2 separate regions of the Mus musculus genome follow, and region 2 is linked to region 1. Evidence: chromatin loops called from intact Hi-C (ENCODE). Cell type or tissue: left cerebral cortex. All regions are shown on one strand. Links, peaks and the distances in the headings refer to the core of each region. The heading gives the core; the rest is flanking DNA. Region 1 overlaps Plxnc1 (plexin C1). Region 2 overlaps Plxnc1 (plexin C1).

What was found. Hi-C counts contacts between places; a loop is a spot of excess contacts. Peaks named below come from ENCODE experiments on the same cell type or tissue, not always from the same donor. Only the 100,000 strongest peaks of a DNase experiment are listed, where the experiment ranks them.
Region 2: a loop joins it to region 1, with 1.9 times the contacts of the local background. A loop is called at or near these places in 4 of 42 quality-filtered maps.

The regions. Positions count from the first base shown.
Region 1 is chr10:94,902,825-94,907,218 of GRCm38, forward strand. It overlaps Plxnc1 (plexin C1), which reads right to left. Exons shown (of 31, transcript NM_018797.3): 4 at 3,641-3,741. Among named protein-coding and RNA genes, the nearest start is that of Plxnc1, 40 kb to the right of the region's middle. In left cerebral cortex, for the core only: CTCF peaks have their summits at 2,564 and 2,846; DNase peaks (open chromatin) are centred at 2,170, 2,615 and 3,030; H3K4me3 peaks cover 1,026 bases; H3K27ac peaks cover 2,016 bases.
Region 2 is chr10:94,824,183-94,828,576 of GRCm38, forward strand. It overlaps Plxnc1 (plexin C1), which reads right to left. Exons shown (of 31, transcript NM_018797.3): 21 at 2,989-3,135. Among named protein-coding and RNA genes, the nearest start is that of Plxnc1, 120 kb to the right of the region's middle. In left cerebral cortex, for the core only: no CTCF peak of the experiment used is centred there; DNase peaks (open chromatin) are centred at 2,605, 3,281, 3,636 and 3,846.

The DNA.
Region 1 (4,394 bases), core at 69-4,068:
CCAGGACAGCCAGGGCTATACAGAGAAACCCTGTCTTGAAAAAAAAAAAAAACAATAAAAAGAAATAGCAACAAAAATAATTTTATGGTTGGGGGTTACCACAACAAGGAACTGCATTAAAGAGTGTCAGTGTTAGGAAGGTTGAGGACCACTGTTCTAGAGGGCTGGCTGCTTCCTTTAACTTACTAGAGGTGGCCCAGCTGGGCCTGACAGCCCTCCTCCACATAATTCCTCTCTTTCTGACCATCTCTCAGAGTTCAAGTTCATGTTTGCAATAGATACCATCCTGACTCCTTACACAAAACCTACAGGACCAACACTCACCCACCTTACTAGTTAGTTTTAGGTCTTGACTAATTTGTCCTTTACTCTTCACCAGTGGGCCCATCCTTGTTCCTGGTGGCTTCGACTGACACACAGAGGTCCCTGTTTCTCACACAGTAGTCTTGTTCTCCACCCTCGCTGCCATGACGTAACAGTCCTGTAGACCTTACCATTCCCGGTACCTCCACACCTGTATCGCCTCAGCGTTGACCCCCACACAGTCCAGGTGGTGTTTTCCCCCCTCTCATGTCTCCCATCCACAGTGTGTCCCTACTTCCCTCCACCGCACACAGGTGACATCAATGTCATCCCATAGCCCCACCCTGATGTACTTATCCCCAAACTCTAGCTAAACTGAAGTCTATCCTCCGTACTTTCCCATGATGGGACTGGAGCTAGACTACATGAGCAAAGCAAACCCATGCTTTCTGTTTCAAAGGCAAGATCATCGGCCTCAGGTGCGCCCCAATATTGCCAGGCAACCATACTCTATTTTCTCTCTGTGTGTGTCCTTTACCTGAGCTCCTGTGTGCTTCCTGCTTCCCTTCCTCAGATTTCACGGCTCCCTCTCCCCGGGCTCACACAGACACCTGGCTCCTGCTGGTCTAAGGTCACAAAGAAGGTTCCGAGCAATATGGACATACCCTGAGGTCTGATCTATCTCTACGAGCTCTGGGGTCCACACTACTGTTTCCCTCCCATCCTGGACTGAGGCTACCCTCCCCACTGATGTGATTAGGTCATATTTTCTGTCATCTGCTGAAAGACAACACACCACAATATTCACCCTCCTTCCCCCCACCCCTCTCCTTCCTACCGGAATTTTCCCCAACAACACACACAAAAAAAGCTGGTAGGTGGAGTGTGATTGGGCACATGCGCGCGCGCGCCTGTTTGCGCTTGCTTACGGGAGGGTGTGGCCTCTCATTGAACTTAAGAGCTCATCAATTTGACTGGACTATCTGACCAGTGGACTTCCGGGGATCCTCCTGTCTCCGCTTCGCCAGCACTAGGATTACTGACATACACTAGCATGGCTGACATTTTCAGGTGCTGCAGATACAAACTCAGAGCCTCATGCGTTCAGAGCAGGCACTTTACAGACGGGCTGAGCCATCACCTCTTCAGCTCCAGACACCATTATTCTATGTATGTTAAAACAAAAACAAAACAAAACAAAACAAAACAAAACAAAACAAAACAAAACACCTTCTAAAGTTAGACTGGTGAGATAGCGTGGCAGGTGCTTTTACCTGTCAAGCTTGACAACCTGAGTTTGGTCCCTGGGGTCCATCTGGTAGAAGAGAGCAACTCCCATGAGCGGTCCTCTGACCTCCACACACACTATGGAACGTGCACTATCCCACTCCCAATTAAAATGTAATGAAAAACAAATAAACTTTAGAATCCTAAACTGTCTGGAGTCTACGTTTTGCCTCAGAATCGGCGACATATCTCCTCTACCGTTCCCCATAACACCCCCAAGGAGCTCCTCCACTCACTGCTCATTGTCCTTTTGTAGCTCCAGCACCCTTCCAAAAACGGGCCTCTGTCACAGTCATCGATCGCCCTGTCCTAGTCCAACGGATCCGTTTTCCTTTGACCTCCTTGGCAGGAGCTGGCACAGTACGTTGCTCTCTTCCCCCTTTCCCTTGCCTGGCAACACACTCCTTCCTTAAACGCTGTCTCTCCCCTTTCTGATCCTTCCTCATGTTTTCCCCACCCCTTCTGTTTCTAAACATCATAGTACTTGAGTGCTCTAGTACTTGAGTGCTCCCGTACTTCAGCACTCAGCTCTTGAACATCTCTTTCCAGCTAGCACCACCCCTGCCCCCTGCTCGGATACTATTAAGGCTTCTGAAAGGACCATCAAAATACAACCAACTCCAAAATTCTATTACCAACTTGGGCATCTCCCACCAACTCCTGACTGAAGCTTGTTAAACAAGTAGTCACGGCTATTTAAACACCACCACTGTCACCACCATCCATGAATGAACTCCTGTCCAGAGCTCTCCAAAGACACACAGAGATGCAACATAAATGGAATGGATCTTTAAAAAAAAAGAAAAGAAGAAAAAAAAAAGAACTACAGCAACCATATAATACTGGCTGTGATCAGTTAATTTCTTCAAGTCTACTCTTGGGCATGTGACAAGAAGAAAAGGCTCCTACCCCAATTACAATTATTCATGAGAATTTTCTTGGCCCTGTTTCTTTTGTCTGCCAGAGATTCTGAGGGAAGGAGCCCCCGCAAGGGGGTGCAGAGAGGAGGGCAGCCACAGTCCTAGCTCTTGCAGCAGCTAAGATTGTGACTTCCTCCATGAAGAACTCTTAATCCATTCCATCTCCATATTTTTAGTTTGTTTCCCGAGCCTCTCCCTTACATCATAATCACCCTCTCCATTCACGCTCCCTACCCCCCCCCCCGCACCCCCCCCCAGGAGCTCTCTAATTTACTTCTCTATCGCCCTTCATTCCCCCTACCGTCCCTTCGCTCTGCCCTCCGCCTTTCCCTACCTGCTCTGCTCTTTTTATTTTTATTTTTAATCTGTGTTCACCTTTAAAAAACAGAAAGCACCAATCTGACAGCCACTGCTATGTGGCTTGTTTTTTTCCCCCCTCTCATTCCTGCCTGAGCTGCAGTGAAGGCTCTTTCCTCCTTGCTTCTATAGCGAGAGCTGGAGTACTGGGTTACCATAGCAACAGTGAATCCAACCAGGCTGGTCCCAGCGACGATGCTAAGAACTGCCATGGAGAGGAAGCCGCTACAAGTCGCCCTTGAGCCTAGATGGGTCGCATACATCGTAATTCAAGACCAAGCTGGGCAGATTCTGCCTGGAGACTGAGATTGTACATCAGGCCCAGGGCTATATGGTGTGCAAGAAGACAATGCCATTAATAATAAGGCTTCCGCCGAGCGAGCAGAATACACGGCATGATGAGGATTCATTTGAAAAATTTCAAACGTTGCTATTCTTTTTATCGTCTCCAAGGGCGAACCTTTTGCCTCTCTCTGAAGTCTTGGCTAACTTGGTAGGAAATAAAAAGCAAACCCACCTGCACTAGCCTCTCCCGTCTCAAGTCACGGCCCAGACCGGGTGGCCCTGTGTAGCCTGGGTCAAATGACTTGATACTGACATGGCAAGAACCATCTTTAAGAATGAATTATGGTTACATCGTACATTGCAGTCCTGGAGAGCTCTGCTTCGTCACAGCGTGGAATGGATCATTAAAGTAGGGCAACAAGTGTTGGGCCGCATGACACTTTCTGAAAAAAAAAATGTGAGCTGGTGAGAAAAGATTCAGGAAATACCTTTGTAACGGGAGGCACCAGCCACAGTGGGGGTCTGCCGCTGCTAAGCACTCTGAACAGGATTTCCGTTTACTGCAGTTTGCAACAGGAATTCTTCTCACCTGAAAAAGGAGGAGGGCATCCATTAGATGGAATCACAAGCAACACTGGGGGCTGGGGGGAGGGTCATACAGCACAAAGAGTATATTTGTCAACTTGAGCCCTGAATGTCTCCACAGTAGCATCCAATGGCAGATCTCGAGTTCTAGGTTATGGTGTAGCGTGGGAAACTTCTCAAAGTACCGAAGGCTATCCCTGTTCACCCCAGTGATGCCTGAACTCGCAAATTCAACCAAGAGCAGATCGAACACATTTGAAAACAACACTGTGCCTATACGTGCACAGTGCATTTCAATCCTCTCATTCCCTAAGTGATACAGTAGGGTGATTTATATCTATTAACATTGTATTGCATTATAGGCAAGCATTCTATCAGGCATCATAACTAATCTAAAGATAATTTAATGTATATGGGAGGATATGTACAGGTTATATGCAAACTTTTGAGGGCGTTGTGAATCCAACCCCCAGAAAAATACCAAGAGAGAACTGTATTCCCAGACTCCCCTGCGGCCCAGACCCTTCCCGGGTCTGGGGGCAGAGCCTAGGAGTCTATATTATTAGAGCCTTCTCAAGTGAGTCCTCCCAAATTCAGGTTCTGATCTGTGGATAATTACTTCCATAGGGATCACGGAGCCAGGTCTCCTCGTTTTCA
Region 2 (4,394 bases), core at 288-4,287, 78 kb before region 1:
TAGCTTCTAGTTTAATCAGCCACCATGAAAGAGAGGTTGGAGCAGGTCCAACAAAAGACAGTTTAAAAAAAAAATCATTCTTAAAGGCAAAGGCCTTAGGAGCTAGGGCCCACCTCTCTGCCAGCCTCCACTCTATCCACCGCAGATGAATCAGAGGAGAACAGTGCAGAGATTTAATTTTCCATTGCATTTCCCCCAGAGGCTATAACAGGGGAAAAAATTCAAGAGTCGACACGAATTTCTTCAACATCAAGTAACATTTTGACGATGAGTTGAGTCCTAACAAATCAGAAACACATGGTCCTAATTGACTGTGAAATAAATAACGCTTCCAAATGAAAGGGAGAGAAAGTCCTCAGACAGAAAGCGCTGGAACGCCGTAACCTCAAAAGTTGTTTCGGGCAGCTGACTTCTCCCTCCCCTTCCCCCCAGCCCACCTCCTTTCTTCTCTTCCTGGTCTGATGCAATGTGTTTCATGAAAAGAAATCTTGCTGGATTCCCCAAACCTACGTTTACTTAGGAACCTTTATCCCTAAGACCCCTGTGAGGGCTGCCTTCTCTTGTTAGACCCAAACACTGGCCTCACCCGAAGCTGGGTGATTTGTATAGGGAAGGGACTGACTGACTTCACAGTTCTAGAAAGCCAGAGGCACGGTGCTGACACTGCTGGGGGCCACGTACTGCTTTGGGCTTGGTGGATGAGCAGCAGGAAAGACCATAAGGAGAGAAAGGAGACAGTAGAGAAGAAACTGAGGATCCCCACGTGACTATGTTCCTCTGTATGTGGGCATGCATGTCTGTGTGTATATGCGTGTGATGGTTTGTATATTTTCGGACCAGGGAGTGGCACTATCTGGAGGTGTGGCCTGGTTGGAATAGGTGTGTCACTGTGGGTGTGGGCTTAAGACTCTCATCCTAGTTGCCTGGAAGTCAGTCTTCCACTAGCAGCCTTTGGATGAAGACATAGAACTCTCAGCTCTGCCTACACCATGCCTGCCTGGATGCTGCCATGATCCTACCTTGATGATAATGGACTGAACCTCTGAACCTGTAAGCCAGCCCCAATTAAATGTTGTTGTTTTTTTTATAAGACTTGCCTTGGTCATGGTGTCTGTTCACAGCAGTAAAACCCTAACTAAGACAATGTGCATGCACAGATGCATGCGTGTGCCTGTGTGCTGGATACTCTTTTAATCTTTATCACATCCCCAAGAGATGGGCCGTCATGATTATCATCTTTATCGTCAGGGAGACTGAGAAGGCATAGCAAGTGAAGAGACTCGAGCAGTGTCACACAGCTAGCCAGTGGGAGAGGCAAGGTTCAAACCTGCCTGGCTCCAGAACCCAGGTTCCTAACCCCCATGCCAACAGTTCTCAAGTAGTGCCTGAGGAGAATATTAACCATGCACATCCTAAGGCTGGAGGGCTCAGTGGTTAAGGGCATGCATTGTTCTCGAAGAGGACCCAAATTCAGTTCCTAGCACTCTTGTTGGGTTACATACAACCATCTTTGGAGTAATATGATACCTCTGTTCTCAAATATATACTTACATTCGTGTGCATACACACACACACACATACAAGTAATTAAAAATAAATAAATCTGGGCTGGAGAAATGGCTCAGTGGTTAAGAGCACTGGCTTCTCTTGTAGAGGACCTAAGTTCAGTTCTCAGCACCCGCATGGCAACTCATACATACAGGCAGATACTTATATACATCAAATAAAAATAAATAAATGTTGTAAAGAGTAAATTGAAAGAAATGCAAACCCTAAGTCATACCCCAGACTTGCATCTAGGGTCACCTAACAATGGGTGTTTAACACTGTCCGGGCCACAGTGCCACCATGCTAAAGCCTGAGAACACTGCCCTACCCCACAGGTGCTGACAGTTATCCACAGGAACCATGCTCTGCTGAGCACACAGCCATGGGGATGCTACACACAGATGAAAGAAACTGGAAACAGCTGATCTCCTGGCTCCTCCTCACCCACAGCCATGACATAACCATAATACGGTCCATAGCACAGTGGTGCCTTCTTCAATTAGGGAGTGAATTCTTCTAGAATGATACCACAGGACTCACCACCCAGAGCAAAGCCACAGGAGCCTGAGCTCTCCAGTGAGCAATTCCTGAATCCCACTGGAATCTACTTCTTCCATGTCCACTAATAAGATGGTAAAGAAGTCTAGAGTCTTCATAGAGCTAAAAGTCAAACCAAAGCTACAGAGCCTTTCCTCAAGTTGACGATGATGGAAAAGCTTCGAAAGCTCCTGAGCCGTATGGAAGACATGTTCCATGTGGGGCTTCTGCCACAAAACTCCTGAAAGGCCCCGAAGTACTGTCTCCTTCTCTGGGGGTGATTGAGGGCGGCTGGCGCCAGAATGGGTTAAAAGGAAGCTCTCAGTATTTGAAACTCTCAGGCAGCCTAGCCCCGTCACCCTGCTGGAGCGATCTACAGCATTCCTCTAAAAATATCTATGAGATCACAGTACATTAAGTGCGTGACAGCAAACATTTGTAACCAATCCATGGAAATAATAAAGGAAGGCGTCGTGTTGCATGGGGAACACAGAGAAGTTTGTCTTGTGTTATCGGTCTAAAATAAGACGGCCTCAATTTGGGTTGAAATATCTCTTCACACATTGTCTTCCCCAAGCAGAGCCATTTGAGAAATTCTGATTGCAATTATAAGTGCCGAATAGGGAGCAGTTTGCATTTCCTTTGACGATGTTCAAAGCTATAAGCAATCCCGATATTAAAACCTTTGGAAATTGACGAGTATCCCAGGCATCGTCACGGCGCTTCCCTCCCCAACCCAAGGAATTAAAATCTATTATGCGAACACGTGTTAATATTTTATCAACTACTGCTTTCAATTATGTGGATGCCCCGGGGCCTCCCACAGTCAGGAGGACCCACCCTCCCCCCATCCCACCTACCCCCACCCTCTGGGTCTGGATGGAGCGCTTTGGGCAAGCTTACCACAGTGTTGAATTCGGGGACCTGCCAGAGTAGCCAGTCTTCGTTCAGGGTGTACAGCGCTTTGCAGGTGATCACGTCCACGGGACCCTTGTTTATTTTCTGGTTCAGGGTCGTCACCAGCAAATAGAATGGCTCTCCAACAGTCTCCTTGGAAAAAGTTGCAAAAGCAACAGTTAGCTCTGAAGCCCACGGTAGTACCACGAGTGACAGGCAGCAGTATTCACTCATAATCAACATGCAAAGCCCGTGGAAACGCGCAGCACATCACCCAGGAAACTCCTTCTTGCACACTATGCACATGCACGAGCCCCACCCCACCCCCAACACTATGGGAGGTATCCAGTAGAGGCCCCCCTTAATTTCATGTTTAAGTTCCTGTCTGGCAGGCTTGTGCTCATCAGTAGGCTGGTGCCTAAGAGCAGTTCACGGAGGTAGAGTTATAACCTTGTTTACGTGCCCGTTTAATTGCAAACCAAAAATAAGCGACATTAAGAAAAAAAAAAGTGCTTCACACTTAGTCTTGGCAACAGGGACTCATGCAAGAATGTTTTAAACATTTGCTGTGGAGGGTGGCCTGTCAGTGTTCAACTGCTTTTAGCGATGGAGGTGGCCTCCACTTCAGCTGTTGTCCTGCCCATGTGCCAGCCCTTGGCCCTTATCATTCAGACACCTCTTGCACGGTTCACAGGTCAGATGGGCAGTATTCCCTTCCCTGAACCTCTAAGGCTGGTCCCAGGGTCCCTGTCTCCAGCCCTCTCCTGTGAACACGTCCCACTGAATTGGGGGAGGGGGTTTTGATGGCCCAGATTTGAAGCCACTATGTTCAAAGGGACATTGGGTAGTTCAGGTATAGGCTGTGTTCTGCTTCCTGCCATCGGCTGAGGCATGCAGCCCTGGGGCAGTTTCGGTTCCCCCTAAACAATGAGGTTTCCAGGATCCATGGACACTAGGCCTGGTGGGGGAAAGGGGAGGGCTCCTCCCAAGCCAGAGTGCCTTAGTAAAGATGAAACAGTAGTTACATGGCTCCAATTGGAGCCCCCATGTTACCAAGTTCATCTGCAGAGCTAACTAATTCAGCTTCGAAAGGAGCATCCCTCTGGCTCTCTGTCTGATTTCCTGTGAACAGGAGGGTTACCGACAACCCTTTGGGGCCTCCCCTAACCTCTCCGCTCACCCCTGTCTCTGCCTTTGTACTTCCTCCAAGCACAGGTCCCTCCCTTGGTCTCCTGCCACCCTCTACCTCTCCTGGTCCACTTCCTCCCTGCCTCTCTTTGCTTCTCTCCCCTCTGCTGACAACTCCCCAAGTAGCGAGTAGCCTCTTCCTGATGCGGGACAGTAGCGAGTAGCCTCTTCCTGATGCGGGACAGAGAGGGGGATGTTCAGAAGTTTCCAAGGTGGGGCAAGGG